Linked DNA regions of Mus musculus: region 2 is linked to region 1. Evidence: chromatin loops called from intact Hi-C (ENCODE). Cell type or tissue: heart. All regions are shown on one strand. Each heading gives the region's core, and the rest is flanking DNA. Links, peaks and the distances in the headings are about the cores only. Region 1 has its middle 16 kb from the start of Ccdc130. Region 2 overlaps Zswim4 (zinc finger SWIM-type containing 4).

Region 1 (8,794 bases), core at 566-8,565:
CAGTCGGGTGCTCTTACCCACTGAGCCATCTCACCAGCCCCCGCTCAGCACACTCTTGTTTAAGCTCTGCTTTAAATAATAGCTTAGAGCTGAAGAGGTCAAGGAACCAATGTTCTGTTGCCTGTCATCAAATTCACACACAAACACACACATGCATGCACACGGATGCATACATACACGTATATGCACACAGACACATAATTAAAATTAATCTTTTTTTAAAAACCACTCTGACAAAGAGCCCTGTTGATACTGACTGTGTGACTGTGTACACTCTGACACAGGGTCCTTCCCGTTGATACTGTGTACACTCTGGCACAGGGCCTTGTTGATCCTGACTGTGTGACTGTGTACACTCTGACACAGGGCCTTGTTGATCCTGACTGTGTGACTGTGTACACTCTGACACAGGGCCCTGTTGATACTGTGTGACTGTTTACACTCTGACACAGGGCCCTGTTGATACTGTGTGACTGTGTACACTCTGACACAGGGTCCTTCCTGTTGATACTGTGTACACTCTGACACAGGGCCCTGTTGATCCTGACTGTGTGACTGTGTACACTCTAACACAGGGCCCTGTAGATACTGACTGTGTGACTGTGTACACTCTGACACAGGGCCCTGTTGATCCTGACTGTGTGACTGTGTACACTCTGACACAGGGCCCTGTAGATACTGTGTGACTGTGTACACTCTGACACAGGGCCCTGTTAATCCTGACTGTGTGACTGTGTACACTCTGACACAGGGTCCTTCCTGTTGATACTGTGTACACTCTGACACAGGGCCCTGTTGATCCTGACTGTCTTGTTTCTCAGGAACTGGCACAGTTGCAGTGGTTGACACTAGTTAGGAATGGTTCACTGCATCCCATAGTGCCAATCTGTGCTGCCTTCTTATCTTGAAAAACCTAACTCTGTGCTTGGGGTATGATGAACCTAGAGGCCACGAGTTAAGGCTCAGTGCAGGGGGAGGTACTGGCAGGTGCTGGGAACCCCTAAGATATGTAGATTTGGGGTGTCGCTCAATATATAATGCCGCCCAGGTTTAATTTTTTTTAAATGATGTGGGCAGGCAAGGTGGGCAAAGGTGAGCAAAGGGGCTTGCACCAAACCTGAAGACCTGAGTTCCATCTCTAGGACCCCCGCAGTGAAAAGAGTCGACGCCCACAAGTTGTCCTCTCACCTTCTCATGTGTGACACACACACACACACTAAGAAAATTAATTTAACTTAAAATTAAAATAGTAAATTAATTTCACCCCATTAAAAGCATTGTGTGTGGGGGAAAAAAAGAGAACAAAAAAAAATTGTGTGTTTTGGGCATTTTTGGTTTTTGATTGGTTGGGTTTTTTTTGTTTGTTTGTTTGTTTGTTTTTTATTTTTGTTGTTGTTGTTGTTGGTTTTGGGGTTTTTGTTTTGTTTTGTTTTGTTTTGTTTAGTGAAAAGGGGGCTAGAGAAGAACACTTGCTATGGATTTGGGTCCCAGCCCGATGCTGGGCAGGTCACATCCACCTATAACTCCAACTCCAGGGTATCCAGTGCCCTCCTCTGGCCTTTTGGGGCACTGCACTCATCTGTACACAGACCCACACATAAATCATAATTCTTTTTAAGTGAGAATAAAAAAAAAAAAAAAAAAAAAAAACTTCCTGAAAAAAATGATCTGGCAGAGACTGAAGGAAAGGCCATCCAGAGACTTCCTCACCTGGGGATCCATCCCATACACAGTCACCAAACCCAGACGTTATGGTGAATGCCGGAAAGTGCTTGCTGATATGGCTGTCTCCTGAGAGGCTCTGCCAGAGCCTGACAATACAAAGGCAGATGCTTGCAGCCAACCATTAGATTGAGCTCAGGGGTCCCCGATAGAGGAGTTGGAGAAGGGACTGAAGGAGCTGAGGGAGTTTGCAGCCCCATGGAGGAAGCAACAGTGTCAACAGGCCAGACCCCCCAGGGCTCCCAGGGACTGGACCACCAACCAAAGAATACACATGGAGGGACCCATGGCACTGGCCACATATGTGGCAGAGGATGGCCTTGTTGGACATCAGTGGGAGGAGAGGCCCTTGGGCCTGAGGGTGTTCAATACCCCAGTGTAGGGGCATGCTGGAGGGAATGTTATCATTCAGAGGAACACACCATACAACGTGTATATATATACACATGGTGTTTTTATTTGGGTAGTGTCTTAGTCAGGGTTTCTATTCCTGCACAAACATCATGACCAAAAAGCAAGTTGGGGAGGAAAGGGTTTATTTGGCTTACACTTCCACACTGCTGTTCATCACCAAAGGAAGCCAGGACTGGAACTCAAGCAGGTCAGGAAGCAAGAGCTGATGCAGAGGCCATGGAGGGATGTTCTTTACTGGCTTGCCTCACCTGGCTTGCTCAGCCTGCTTTCTTATAGAACCAAGACTACCAGCCCAGAGATGGTCCCACCCACAAGGGGTCTTTCCCCCTTGATCACTAATTGAGAAAATGCCTTACAGTTGGATCTCATGGAGGCATTTCCTCAACTGAAGTTCCTTTCTCTGTGATAACTCCAGCTGTGTCAAGTTGACACAAAACTAGCCAGTACAATTGACCCCTTGTCAACTTGACACACAAAAACATCACTAGTAAGCCTCAACCCTTAGTTCTTATTCATCTCCAAGATCTTAAATAACTTTAAACGTCCCACAGTCTTTACATATTCTTAAAATTTCAATCTCTTTAAAATATCCATCTCTTTTAAAATCCAAAGTCTTTTTACAATTAAAAGTTTCTTAACTGTGGGCTCCACTAAAACAGTTTCTTCCTTCAAGAGGGAAAATATCAGGGCACAGTCACAATCAAAAGCAAAAGTCAATCTCCAACCGTCCAATGTCTGGGATCCAACTCACGATCTTCTGGGCTCCTCCAAGGGCTTGGGTCACTTCTCCAGCCAGGCCCTATGTAGCACACGCGTCATCCTCTAGGCTCCAGATGCCTGTACTCCACTGCTGCTGCTGCTCTTGGTGGTCATCTCATGGTACTGGCATCTCCAAAACACTGCATGACCCCTTCAGTCCTGGGCCTTCAATTGCAACTAAGGCTGCACCTTCACCAATGGCCTTCCATGGCCTCTCACAGTGCCGAGCCTCAGCTGCTTTGCGTGACCCCTTCATGCCTTCAAAACCAGTACCACCTGGGTGACCCTTACATATTACCAAGTCCCGCTGCAGCAGGAGTACAACCTTGGCCATCTCTGGAACACAGCCTCTTTGTTCTTTCAGAAAACACTTCCCAGAAGATGTCACCTCAATGATGCTGGTCTCTTCTTAATCACCACTAATTTCTTAGCTCCAGCTAACCAGCATCAATAGTCCCAGTAATGCAAAATTTTTGCTTTGGTAGTTCTGGTATCTTATTAATCACAGCTGATTCTTCAGCCCCAGCTAACCAGAACTACAGAATCTTCACAATCAAAGCAGCAATGGCCCTGAAAAGAGTCTTTAATTTTCCCTCTGAAATTTCACAAACCAGACCTCCATCTTCTGCACCGTTCTCAACATTATCTTCCAAGCTCCTACACAACATCTGACAGAGCTCTTAACAACAAATGGATCTTCAAGCCCAAAGTTCCAAAGTCCTTCCACAGTCCTCCCCAAAACATGGTCAGGTTGTCACAGGAATATCCCACTCTGCTGGTACCAATTTGTCTTAGTCAGGGTTTCTATTCCTGCACAAACATCATGACCAAGAAGCAAGTTGGGGAGGAAAGGGTTTATTCGGCTTACACTTCCACACTGCTGTTCATCACCAAGGAAGTCAGGACTGGAACTCAAGCAGGTCAGGAAGCAGGAGCCGATGCAGAGGTCATGGAGGGATGTTCTTTACTGGCTTGCTTCCCCTGGCTTGCTCAGCCTGCTCTCTTATAGAACCAAGACTACCAGCCCAGAGATGGTCCCACCCACAAGGGGTCTTTCCCCCTTGATCACTAATTGAGAAAATGCCTTACAGTTGGATCTCATGGAGGCATTTCCTCAACTGAAGCTCCTTTCTCTGTGATAACTCCAGCTGTGTCAAGTTGACACAAAACTAGCCAGTACAGGTAGTGTTTATGGGTGGTGTGTGTGGTATTGAGTGTATGTGCATATACATATGTGTGGAGTATGTTTATATGTGTGGATGTGTTTATCTATGCTATAGTGTATATGGTGTGTATAAAGAGATATGTGGCTTGTGTATATGTCAAGTATTGTATTTGTATGTGTACATATGTATTGTATGCATGTGTATGTACATATGTTCGTATGGTGTGAATTGTGTGTGGTATGTGTATTATGTACATGTATGTGTGTATATGAGCAGATATATATGGATCTGTGGTGCCAGAAGAGGGGATCTAATGCCCTCTCTGGCTTCTGTAAGCATCAGGCACATATATGGTGCACACGCACACGCACACGCACACACACACACACACACACACAGAGGCAAACAATCTGATATGCAAAATAAAATCCCTTTCATTTTAATGTTTATTTTATGCATATGAATGTCTTTGTTGGTTGGGTTTTCATGTTTGTTTGTTTTGTTTTTTTGTTTTTGAGACAGGGTTTCTCTGTATAGCCCTGGCTGTCCTGGAACTCACTTTGTAGACCAGGCTGGCCTCGAACTCAGAAATCTGCCTGCTTCTGCCTCCCGAGTGCTGGGATTAAAGGTGTGCGCCACCACTGCCTGACTCATATGAATGTTTTATTTGCGTGTATGTCTGTGCACTGTGTGCATGCCTGATACCCATAGAGGCCAGAAGAGGGCACCAGATCCCTGGGAACTGGTAAACAGCTGTGAGCCACCTAGAAACTGAACCTGGACCCCCTGCAAGAACATGAAGTCTTCCTAACAACTGAGCCACCTCTCCAGCCCTTAATTTTTTTTTAAGGAAAGTAATCTTGTTCCGTTGCTATCTTGGATAGTAAGATCATCAAGATGGAGACAGCCCTGTGACTTGGCTGCTATCATAATGGTATCATCTTGATGGTGAGGACCATATAACTTCATTGCCATCTTAGTTAATAAAGTCACATGGCATAAAACACCAATCAACATAAACACCCATAAAGTCACATGGCATAAAGAACCAAAAATATCAAGTTTAGGGGAAGCACCCATAAACCTTCAGGAGATCAGCAGGCCCTTAGGATTTCCTGCACCACAGACAAGCATATGACCCAATCTTTTTGTTTGCTTGTTTTGCTGCTTCCGGTGTGGAACCCAGAGCCTTGTACAAGGTGAAGCAGTGGTCAGCCACACTCCCAGCACACCCCCTCTCCTCTTAGGTCTGTTAGACAGTTACTTTATTTTGTTTACACAATGTTTTTGTAAGTGTCAGCTGTGTTGGTGAAATCAACCCAGTGTGGCTGCCGTCCTGGAATTCTGCAGCCTTCTAAAAAATTCTATAACTTTAAAAATCCAAGCTCTCTCTACAAATTCAATGTCTCCTTAAAGTTCAAAGTCTGTCAACTATATTAAGCTAAAAAAAAAAATCAGTTACATACATTCTTAGTCTAAGAACAGGGCACAGTTTTAGTTAGATCAAAGTAAATTCAAAACCCAGATGTATACATAAACTCTTTAATGTGTCCAGCATGTGGAACTCACACTCTTCTGGGCTCCCACAGGGCTTCAGCCCCGCCATTTCTCTGCCTCTTCCATCTTCAGTACAGCTTGTCTCATTAGGCTCCAGGCACTGCCGGCTCGTCATTACCCCTCAGTCCTTCAGCTTCCGTACTGCTAAAAACTCTTGGGTGGGTTGCCGTGAACGCAGAGACAAGGACTGATGACATGTCAGCCTGGAGTTTTCTCCAAGCAGGTCTGTGGGGGATGGGGGTTGTTCTCTGTGTGGGTGGGGCTGCGGGGGGAGGGGGAGGGCAGACTGGGTTTCTCAGCTTGTGCGTGGGAGGGCAGGGCTTCCAGCCTAAGAAACATATTGCAGGAACAGCCCTGAGAGTCTTTGGGAGACTCTGAAACTTCACAAGCCAGACTTCCACGGATTTATCTCATCATTCTTATCTTTGAAGCTTCCACACAATAGTCATTAAACTTGGAATACGGCTTTTTTTAGGCCCAAATTTCCAAATACTTCAACAGCCATCCCAAAATAATTCAGTCAGATCCGTTGCAACAATTGCCCACTCTCAGCTACCAATTTCTGTGTTAGGTTTCCACAGAAGCTAATCCCTGGGCCAAGGAAAAAAGGTGCGATTTCTGGGTCCCAGGAAGAAGAGGAGGGGGACGAGACAGAGAGAGGTCTTTTCAGCCAGACTTTGGGGAGAGGAGCATGAACCATGTAAGGCCTGGGAGCAACTAGAACTGGTGGTGGTCTTCGCCACCTGCGGAATTTTGATATAGGATAGCTGATGAGTTTAGAACAATAGATCCTGTGCCTAGCCATTGAGTTATCTGGCTAGTATTTAAATATTAAGGTTGTCTGGTGTTTTTCATCTGCAGCAACTCAGGTGGGCAGGAGAAAGGACACAGCCATGGGGAGGTCTTTGGCAACTGGCTGAGCTAGCTGTGGGGTGATTGGCTGGTGTAAAGTAATCGCAGCTCCCTGGGTTCTTGGGAAAAGCAAGCTCTCGAAAAAGAACAAGCACATTTTTAAAATTACACGCAGCAACTTAAAGCTATGGTGGAGTAAAGTATTTGTTTAATCTTACAGTTGACCCGCCATCATGAACAGAAGTTGGGACAGGAACTAAAGCAGAAGCCATGAAGGAATGCTGTTTACTGGCTTGCTCCTGGAGGCCTGCCTTGTCATACTGCCCAGGAGTGACACTACTCACGGGGCCTGAGGCATCCCACGTCAATCACTAACCATGAAAATGCCCGGGAGTAGACTCCTACAGTCTGGTGTAGGCATTTCCTCAGGCAAGTCTCCTATTCCCAGATGTCACTTAGCTGTGTGAAGCTGACAGAAGATAGCCAGCACAATGCCTTTTTGCTATGTGATTCGGTAGATGGAGCCTGGAGTCCTCTTGACCCACGGAGCCAATTCCTGTGTTTGCCATAAATTATTGAACCCCTTCAGCAACCACCCCCTGGCTTTTCACCTCCATACAGCTGTTGTTCCCATTCAGATAAATGCATTATTATGCCTGATTCTAACAAGTAAATTACAGTGGTGGTTTACACCCATGGCAGGGGGCTTGTTTGTGGGAAATTATGGTGTTTAAAAACAAGGCACCCTAGTGTGTGCATGAGAAAAAATTAATTAAGACCCAGGCTCTATGATGGGCTGGGAGTGTAGCTTAGCTGGTAGAGCGTTTGCTTGGCATGCACCAGTCCCTGGATTTGATACCCAGGATGCATGAGCACAGGCACGTGCACACACACACACACACACACACAAACACACGCACACACACACACATGAGGCACATGCACTATGTCTAAAGTTTAGGACTCTCCCAAGTGCTCCTATCAGCTCTTTAGCAGTGGTTGATTTCTTTCTAACAAAAGGCTGTTGCTTCTTCCTTCAGTGCTCTCCAGCATCCACCTGCCTGCAAAAAGCAGGAACTTGAGGCAGTTGGATAACCCTCTCTGCCTCCATCAGGATCCTACTGTATAGCCCAGGTTGGCCCCCTGAGTGCAGAGATGTCACCATCCAGCCTCTCTTCAACCTTTCAATGCAGACTCCCAGTCAGGACTCTGCAGGGAGCATTGAATCCCCTAGAACTGAAGTTACAAACAATGGTGAGCCATCGTGTAATGTGGGTGCTGGGAATCAAACCCAGGTCCTCCGGAAAAGCAGCCAGAGACAGTGTGTGTGTGTGTGTGTGTGTGTGTGTGTGATATATACACATGTCAAGGGGTGTGTACGTGTGAGTAGTCAGGCCAGAAGTCCATGCCAGGTGTTTGTCAACTGCCTATTTTCTTGAGGTAGCGTCTTTCATTGAGCCTGGAGCTCACTGATTGGCTGGCATGACTGGCTAATGAGCTCCAGGGTTCTGCCTGTCTCTACCCTCACTTCCAGCACCAGGGTACAGATCTATGCTGACATGCACAACTTCCACATGGGGTTGGAGTCTGAACTCAGGACCTCATGCTGCACAGCCGGCACTATGACTGAGCCAGCTCCCTATCCCAGGATCATTCTTTTTTCTTTTTTTTAAAGATTTATTTATTTTTATTTATATGAGTACACTGTAGCTGTCTTTAGACATGCCAGAGGAGGGCATCAGATCCCATTACAGATGGCTGTGAGCCACCATGTGGTTGCTGGAAATTGAACTCAGGACCTCTGGCAGAGCAGACAGTGCTCTTAACCACTGAGCCATCTCTCCAGCCCCATCATTCTTGTTTGGAGGTTGTGCACAGGGGTTTTGAACTCTTTGGGCTAAAGCTTCCTTTGTGATTTCTCTTCTTGCAGAGCCCCCAAACCTGCCACGACTTTGATGGAAGGTGTCTTTCTACATTTGAGAGGGAGCTTTCCTGTTAATCATCTGTGCTCCTCCCATGCGCATGTCCACAAGCTAAGTCAGTGGTATCACTAAGTACGTGTGGACCACAATCCTTTGTGTCCTGCTTTTCTGCTGTTACAAGAGGGGCAGATTTGTAAGCAAATGTCCCTTTCAAGGTTTTGTTTACACAAAGGACTTTAGAAACCAAATAAACGAGGGGTGGTTGAGGAAAACTGAAGCATAGACTCCTCTCCCTCTCTCTCTCTCTCTCTCTCTCTCTCTCTCTCTCTCTCTCTCTCTCTCTCTCTCTCTCACACACACACACACACACACACACACACACAGAGGAGGACCTGAGTTTGG
Region 2 (8,794 bases), core at 371-8,370, 56 kb after region 1:
CAAGAACCTGCTCTAAGGCTCAGGTGAGATACCATGGCATTCTCCAGGTACAGCACTGGGAAGGCAGAGGCAGGAGATGGAGAGGCCAGCCTGAGCTTACATAGTAAGATCCTGTTTCAATGAGGCAGATAAAAAAGTACTAAAAAGTACTGAAGATAATGATATAGTAGACTTCAGAGACTAGAACATAGTGGAGGCTCAGCGAGAGGAAGGTGAACCAGAAAGTGGGGGTACAGAAGGCCCGGCATCAGCAAGAGGACCCAGGTAAGGGGAGAGGAGAGCAGTGGAGCTCATGCTGGATCCCAGACTGGCTCTTGCTGTAGGGATTGAGACATGGCTGATAATTCTAGAATGTGGGCTTTAGACTGGAGACGGGATTATGAACTGAAGGTGAAGAATGTCAGGCAGCTGAACTGATGAATGGAAAAAAATGTGGAGAAACGAGGAAGCAGGGTCCCAGGGAGGGCCAGAGGGTTGACCATAGGAAGAGCCAGTTCCTGCCCTCACACAGAGGGCATCTGCGAAGCAGTGGTGTACAAAGCCAAGGGGAAAATAATGTGAAGACTAGATGTGGTGGCACACAGTTATAACCTCAGTGCTTAGGAGGCTGGGACCAGAGAACTCAAGGTCATGATCAGCCTGGACTAAACAGTGAACCCTGCTCTGAAAACCAAAACAGTCTTAGTGTGGAGGCACATGCCTAAGGCAGAGGTAGATGGATCTCTGTGAGTTCCAGGCCAGCTAAGGCGTCATAGTGAGACCCTGTCTCGCAACAAACAGAATGATCCCAGGCCTCAGTAGCTAGACCCAGGGAGAAGCTGGGAGAGAGTGTGATGCTTAGGCAACCATGTCCTGGAAGAGACTGTGATCAAAGGCCACGTGCAGAACAGTAGAGTGACTATAGTGACAAAAATTTACTGTGTCTTTTATAAAGAACTAAAAGGAAGAAGTTAGAGGCTTCCAAACACAGAAGTAATCACTGTGAACAGAGCTGGAAAAGCCAGTCGCCTGTTCTGCTCGTCATGTGTTGTGTTGAGGAACCGTACTCCATGGATGTGGATGGCTCCTGTGTGCTGATGAGGAGAATGACTTAAGTTAAAAACGAAATAAACAAGTTGTCAGGCCATGAGGTGCGGGCTCAGACCTCAGGCAGCAGATCTGGGAGAGAGTGCAGACATCTGAGGTCAGCTCTCAGAGTTGCTGTCATACATCAGGGGGTCTCAGTGAGGCTGAAGAGCAAAAATTAGAGCTAGAGGAGAAAACAGACTCTGAACCCCAGGCAGTAAGCCCAGTAGTTCTGAAATAGAAGAAAAGAAAAAGACCAGAGAAGGCTGGATTTAGGAAATAGGGAGGAAGGTGAGGAAAGATCTTAGCATTGAGCATGGAAAAGGACCAGTAGTGATGGAGCCAGAACATGAGTCAGACTTTATCCTTCACCTTCCATGATAGCTGGTCAAGGCTCAGCCAGGGTAACCCTGCCTGGCAGCCTCTGTACCCCTTTTCCTGGGCATAACCTAGCCACAGGCCCCATGGGCACCCCTGGTATGAGGAAGCCATGCCTTGCATGACGCATGTTGCATCAGGCTGCCCAACCAGTCGGATGAGCCTGACAGACACCCAGGACTGCCCAGGGCTTGCTCCATCATCCCCTTGCCCTCAAGTGCCACAGGCCCTTGGCATGTTCTTAGGAAGTTCAGAGCTTCTGAAGCTGTTGTAACCATAGCAACCCAAGGGCTGGGGAAAGCATTTCAAACATTGTATCTATGTTGATAATACTATTTATTGATCATTAGAATAAGGACAGAGCAGCAAGGGAGATGGCTCATTTGTTAAAGTGCCTGCTGTCCAAGTGTGAGGACCTAAGTTCAGTTGCTCAGCATCCATGTACAGTGTTAGATGTCTGTAACACACCACTGAGAGTGGGAGGACCTTTGTGGCTAGCTGGTTAGCCTAGCCAAGGACTAGCTTCATGTTTAAGGAAAAAAACCTGTCTCAGAGAATAAGGTGGAGGCCCAGGGAAGTTGCTCACTGTGTTTCTGTTCAGATGGGAGGGTAGCCTGGGACTCAGAAGCCCAGGAACCATAAAGCTCTAAGGGGAAAAGGTGTCCCAGCAGAAGGACATCCTCAGACATGGGGGCCCAGGAGCCACACAGCTCTGAGAGGAATGCTTCTTAGCAGAGGTGTTGCAGTTCCTGGAGACCAGGGTGGGGGGAGGGAGGGGTTCCCCCAGCTGAGCTGAGGAACTCAGGAGCCTCAGCCCTCCTCCACTTGTTTGCTTCTTCGCTTCTCTTCAGTAATTCTTTTCTTCTTGGTTTCTTCTGATGAGAGAGTCACACCAGGCAGAAAACCTCATGAAGGAGATTTCTTGTAGGATCCAGGTGTGGACAGATGAATCCAGGGATGGCTGCCCTCTGCTCCCAGGAGCAGACAGCAGGGAAATGAACAAAGGGCAGGGCTGTAGGATTTCTGAGGGGGTGGCACTTTTCAGGGCAGAAGTTTCCAGATTGAGGATTGGTGGTTTCAAGTCTAGCTTGGGGAGCTCAGGAATTGGTGGGGTTTCCTGTTCAGGCTTGGGTGGGTTCTCCTGCTCAAGGATTGGTGGGTTTGTGTGGGAAAATCAGGGATTAGTGGGGTTTCCTGCTCAGGGATTGGTGCCTTTTTTTCACCCCGTTTTCACTGCACCAGGCCAATGGGTTAGGGTGGGAAGTCCTTCCTGGCCACAGGCAGCTTTGTCTGAGGAGCCATCTCTGTGGAGCTGCTTAGGGAGGTTGGAGAGAAGATGTAGCCACCGTGGACAGCTCCTGCAGTGGTGTTTCAGGAAAGCCTTAGGCTAAGACAGGAAAGGTGTCCACCGTGGGCAGCTCTGGAGGGAGAGCTCCTGCCGAGGGGGAAAGGAGGTGCATCACCGTGGACAGCTCCTGTGACCGATGGCTGCAGGCAGAGGAGCTGTGGGGCACTGCCATTTTAACAGGAGCCGCCATTTTGACAGCTCCTGTCAGGGGCACCTTACCCTGCCTGTAGGCTAGGACAGCTGCTGCTGTGATGACTTTTGCAGAGCACCACTTAGGGACTTTACTCACACCTTTAATACTTTAATCCTGGCACTCAGGAGGCAGAGACAGGCATCTCTGAGTTTGAAGCCAGCTTGGTCTAAATGGCCTGTTCCTGAACATGCAAGGGTACACAGAGAAACCCTGTGTCAAAAAACCAAAGGTAAATAAACAAGGTGAAGAACAATTGAGGCCATCCCCCCAAAAAGATCAGGTGGTTTTTTTTGTTTTTTCCAAGACAGGGTTTCTCTGTGTAGACCTGGCTGTCCTGGAACTCACTCTGTAGACCAGGCTGGCATCGAACTCAGAAATCCACCTGCCTCTGCCTCCCAAGTGCTGAGATTAAATGCATGCGCCAACACGTCCGGCCTAAGATCAGGAGTTTGGATTTAACTTTATCAAGCCATTCTAAACGCTTGTGACTAATTCACCTAGATATTAGAGTGGCATGTGGAGATCATCGTTGCTGTGTGTGCACAGATGGTGAAACTGAGGCATGAATAGATTAAGTGGTCCATACTGGGCTTCTCAGCAGAATTGTGCATCAAGGTCTTGCTGGGGTGATCCAGTCTCCTCGGTGTATGTTTTGTCTTAGGGTTCCACCTGAGTGGGAACATCAGAGAAGTGGGGGGCCCAGGGGCGATCCCGTCTCCTCAGTGTGTGTTTTTTCTTAGGGTTCCACCTGAGTGGGAATATTCGAGAAGTTGGGGGCCCAGGAGAGCCAGAGCATCTCTACCACGTCTCCATCAGCTTTGACCGCTGCAAGATCACATCTGTGAGCTGTGGCTGCGACAATCGGGACCTCTTCTACTGTGCCCACGTGGTGGCGCTGTCATTGTACCGCATCCGTCATGCTCGCCAGGTGGAGCTGCGGCTGCCCATCTCTGAGACTCTGTCACAAATGAACCGGGATCAGCTTCAGAAGTTTGTGCAGTATCTCATCAGTGCACACCACACTGAGGTGCTGCCTACCGCCCAACGTCTTGCTGACGAGATCCTCCTGCTGGGCTCTGAGATCAACCTGGTTCATGGTGAGCAGAGGGAGGGAGGGGCCATGATGCCCTGCTTTGGGGGTGTGACACACTGAGAGACAGACACATCCTAAGGTGCCTGAGCCCAGGGCACCTGGGCAGTTAGAAACAGGGAAGTTGTAACACTGGCCTGTCATCTCAGGACTGGGGAGGCTAAGGTGGATTGAAACATAGTGCCACCCTGTCTCATGTTCAGAGAGAGAGAGGGAGGGAGGGAGGGAGGGAGGAGAGAAAGAGCAGAGGGTTAGTCCCAGGGTGAGGTGTTTCAGAGTCCCAGGGTAAAGACTTAAAGATGAGAATCACTGAGTTATGAATGAGGTGTGCAGTCCAGGAGGTATTGGAAGGGAGGGGTCTGCTGCTGGTTTGTTTGGCTATAATGGTAGAAAGGTAACAGTAATGGATGGGAACTAACTCGGGTCATGGGATGCTGGGTGGATTCTAGGAGGTTATGATTCATCACCAGGGTGAACTGGTGCCGTGGAAGAGTATGGGGATAAGCAGATGGGTAGATCAGTACAGTGCAGTGAGGGGACTAAGCGTTGGAAGGGTGGCTGGGAAGAGATGGCTTGCATGGGACTCTGAAAGGCCAGTGGGTATCCAGGGATAGTGGCACACACCTTTAATCCCAGCACTCAGGAGGCTGAGGTGGATGGATCTCTGAGTTTGAGGCTAACCTGATCTACATAGTGAGTTCCAGGACAGCCAGAACTATAGAGTGAGACCCTTCCTTAAAAAAAAAAAAAAGCCAGGCAGTGGTTGCGCACATCTTTAATCCCAGCACTTGGGAGGCAGAGGCAGGCGGATTTTTGAGTTCGAGGCCAGCCTGGTCTACAGAGTGAGTTCCAGGACAGCCAGGGCTACAGAGAACCCTGCCTCGAAAAAACAAAAAATAGACAGACAGACAGACAGACCAGTAGGTATGCATGCTGGGGACTGGTAGGTAGTTGTTCTGGGAGGAGCATGGAGCAGTGATAGGTGTGATGGAGGCATGTTTGTGGACCAGAGTAGCTCAGGAGTGCACAACATGACTGATGGGTTGATAAATCCAAGGCGAAGTAGTTTGAGTGTCGAGACAAGTCCAGATGGTGGGCAGGTGGAGTCATAGGATGAGTGCATACATTGAAGGTGGGCTGGAGGCAAGACTGGTGAACCAGGCTGTGTACAGAATGTGGGTGTGGAGGAACTGGTATGGAGATGAGGAGATGGATAGAAACTGGCTTACTACGGATGGGCGGTGTCTGGTAAGATGATGGATGAGGAAATGGATGAGTGACTGATGTTTTGTGGAAGATGAATGGATACAAACAGTGTTTCCATAGTACCTGACTAAGTGAACGAAGGGGCTTGTAGTGTTTGGGACCAATGCCTGGATGGACAGATGTATTCATGGTAGAATATTAGGTGGATGGAAGAGAATGGTGGAGGGATGGATGGTTGGATAAATGAGTGTGTAGAGGACAAATGGATGGGTGGTGAGTTAATAGGTGGATTGCTGGTATGGTGGAATGGATTGTGGACTTTGGAGGAATGGACACAGCAAGAGTGGACACTCTACTCTTGTCCCCGCAGGTGCCCCAGATCCCACAGCGGGTGCAGGCACAGAAGATGCCAACTGTTGGCATCTGGATGAGGAGCAGATCCAAGAGCAGGTGAAACAGCTGCTGTCCAATGGTGGCCACTATGGGGCCAGCCAGCAGCTGCGCTCCATGTTCAGCAAGGTGCCAAGGCTGGGGCTGGGCAGAGTAGAGGGCCCGCCTGGTATGCACTTCTCTTTCTTACCACTTGTGTCTCTGCACAGGTGCGGGAGATGCTTCGAGCACGGGACTCCAATGGGGCACGCATGCTAATCCTCATGACTGAGCAGTTCCTGCAGGACCCTCGCCTGGCCCTGTGGCGGCAGCAAGGTGCTGGCATGACAGACAAGTGCCGGCAGCTGTGGGATGAGCTGGGTGAGGCTCCCATTCATGTTAGCATCTGTGCCCCAAATCTCTTCTCTACTTAGCATTATTAAGTATTTCCAACATGCCAGCCACCTACTGGGTGCTGGAACTCCCAGAGAGAACAAAACACAAAAGTCTGGCTCTCCTGGGATTAATATCCAGTAGGGAAGATCATGATTAATGTTATATGTTTTGGACTAGGGATATAACTCAGTGGTTGCAGGCTTGCATAGTATGCATGCTCCAGCAAATGTGGATGGATATGTTCATGGATGGGGAGTGGATGGGAGGATCCATGCTTGCATAGATGGTTAAGTGCTACATAGCTTTGTCCCATGGTGTCCCACATCCTCCAAGGCACAGACATCTGGGATGCCCAGGGACCTGACGTAAAACCAGCCAGTGTTACAGAGACTTTGTACATACCCTTTCTGTATAGTTTTGTCTTGTTTTGATTCAGGCTGACCTCAAGCTCACAGTGTTGCAAGGGATGACCCTGAGTTCCTGGTCTTTCTTCCCAAGTGCTGGAGGGCTCACTGGTCACCACCAGAGATGGCTGGATTGGTTGATCAATTGATTGATGCTGAAGATAGAACCCCAGGTTCTGCTAAGCATGTACTGCACCCTGAGCTGGGACTCACTTGGTCCTTGGTGTTCTCTCAGTTACCTCCAGCTAACTTAAAGTGCAAGATCAGGGCCACAGAGATAGTTGTCATCATATTGTTTGAAGAATAATAACAAGAAAAAGATGGCTGTTTCTATCCAGTAAAGACACCATTTTTTTGTTTTTTATTAAGTCCTTTCAATTCAATCCATGGTTGATAGAATCAGCAGATGTTGGATCCTCTAATGTGGGGCTGAGGACTTTAGGCTACGCCACAGCTCACAGTTTTACAAAACTAAATAGTGTCTTCAGCTTTGTTGGGCCCCACCAGTGTAGCAGAAAACCAACCAGACCTCTGTCACATTGGGTGTGGCACAGCCAATGGTTGGATGTTTGTGTGTCAGGAACAAGGCCTCAGGATTGTTCCCAGCACCAGTGTGTACACAGTTACAGAACACGTAGGGAAGTATCCCAGTAAGACATAGCTATGGACACTTTCTGGTTTTAGCCAGTCTTGCTCTGTATAGCTCAGGCTGGCTCAGTTCTGCTTAGCCTCCTGGGTGCTTGATTACAGGCATGTACAACCTGCAGCTACTCCTGTTTCTTTGAACTTTGTATCATTTGCACAAATCTCAAAATAATCTTTTTTCTTTTTAATATTTTCCTCACCATTAAAAAATGTGAAAATGTGGCAGAGCTAGTTGGAAATACCCATAATACAGTACCTTGGGGTCTGAGACAGGAAAGTGGTGAGTTCCAAGCTAGCCTGGGCTACAGAGCAAGACCCTGCCTCAGAAGAAGAGCAGAGATAATCTTAACTTGATAGTCACTTGAAGAGAGATCACAAGAGAGAAAGAAACGCCAAACTGTGGGTTGACTTTATTGTCTGTACAGTGTTTTGCCCATTGGCTGCTGTGCGCTGTGTTAGATAGTAAAAGGCAGCGTCGACAAGGAGAAAGAAACAATGCAAAAGCACACTAAGCTGAGCAGGCGTGAGTCCTGGCTTGCAGCTCACATGCAGTGTGACCTAGAACAAGTGGAGTTTCTCTGCCGTACTTCAGTTCCCCGACCTAAGTTATATTTACTTATATTGTATATATATGTGTGGCTGTACCATAGTGCACATGTGTAGGTCAAGGGGCAGCTTTGTGGAGCTCTCTCCTTATGTGTGGGGGTCCGAGGGACTGAACGTGGGTCATCAGTCTTGATGGCAAGCACTTTTACCCGCTGTGCCCTATCACTGGCCCTACTTTATTTCTTTACCCATGGATAGGACACATGCCCAGGCTGCAGCAGCTGCTTATCAGCCTGTGTTAATGATGTTGGCCTGGATACTGAGTGTCTGTCTGCTCTTCAGGGGCTTTGTGGGTCTGTGTCATTTTGAGCCCACACTGCAAACCAGATGAGCGGTCGGGATGGCTGCAGCTACTTGGCACATGGGACAAGCTAGATGTGTGCCCACTGGAAGAAGGCAACTATTCCTTGGACATCCCCAGCCTACAGCCTGCTCTAACCTCCAGGACAGGTAGGAAGGGGCCTATTCTGTTTCCAAAAACCATCACCACTTACTCTAGTTCAGCCTACTGTCACCGCACTGTGTCCCAGGAGAGAGATGAGAGGGCCATCCAGAGGGAGCAAGTGCCTGGGGCAGGAGTAACGATGGTGCTCACTAGGCCTCCCGATAGCAAAGGATCAGTGAGAAGATGGACTGGGAAAAGGACAGGAACCCAGCGTGAGGGGCCATGCTGTGAGTGTGGGTGCGGCAAGTAAAGAGGGATACGGAAGAAAGGCAGTAGAGAGGTCAGGAAGAAGCAAAGATGGAGGAGAGAAGGGAGAGCAAAGAGGAAAAGACATCCCACCTGTGTGGCAGCACCATGACAGATGCCAGCCCCTTTCCCCTTGAAGATTTGTTTCAAGAACTCAGATCCATTACCTGCCTAGGGTGGAACCTGGGGTTGGCACCTGGGGGGAGCAGCTGGCACAGTGTGACTGCCAGCACCATCATTACACACTGAGCATATCTCCTGCAGGCTCAGAGGATGAAGAAGAGGTGACAGCCGCCAGCCCCCGCAGGACAGTTTTCAGCCGAGCACTGCAGGCTGGAGAGTTGCACTGGAATGACAGCCACCTACAGAGGATCCTGGCCAGTGATTCCTGTGGCCCCACCCT

What was found. A loop is a pair of places that touch in the nucleus more often than their neighbours do. Peaks named below come from ENCODE experiments on the same cell type or tissue, not always from the same donor. Only the 100,000 strongest peaks of a DNase experiment are listed, where the experiment ranks them.
Region 2: a loop joins it to region 1, with 2.0 times the contacts of the local background. A loop is called at or near these places in 4 of 42 quality-filtered maps.

Annotation. Positions count from the first base shown.
Region 1 is chr8:84,281,852-84,290,645 of GRCm38, reverse strand. No RefSeq gene overlaps it. Among named protein-coding and RNA genes, the nearest start is that of Ccdc130, 16 kb to the right of the region's middle. In heart, for the core only: CTCF peaks have their summits at 1,565 (motif pointing left) and 4,783 (motif pointing right); DNase peaks (open chromatin) are centred at 4,785 and 5,785; H3K4me3 peaks cover 513 bases; H3K27ac peaks cover 489 bases.
Region 2 is chr8:84,226,028-84,234,821 of GRCm38, reverse strand. It overlaps Zswim4 (zinc finger SWIM-type containing 4), which reads left to right. Exons shown (of 14, transcript NM_172503.3): 3 at 3,725-4,081; 4 at 5,651-5,799; 5 at 5,880-6,030; 6 at 7,983-8,150; 7 at 8,656-8,794. Among named protein-coding and RNA genes, the nearest start is that of Zswim4, 6.6 kb to the left of the region's middle. In heart, for the core only: a CTCF peak has its summit at 3,873 (motif pointing right); no DNase peak of the experiment used is centred there.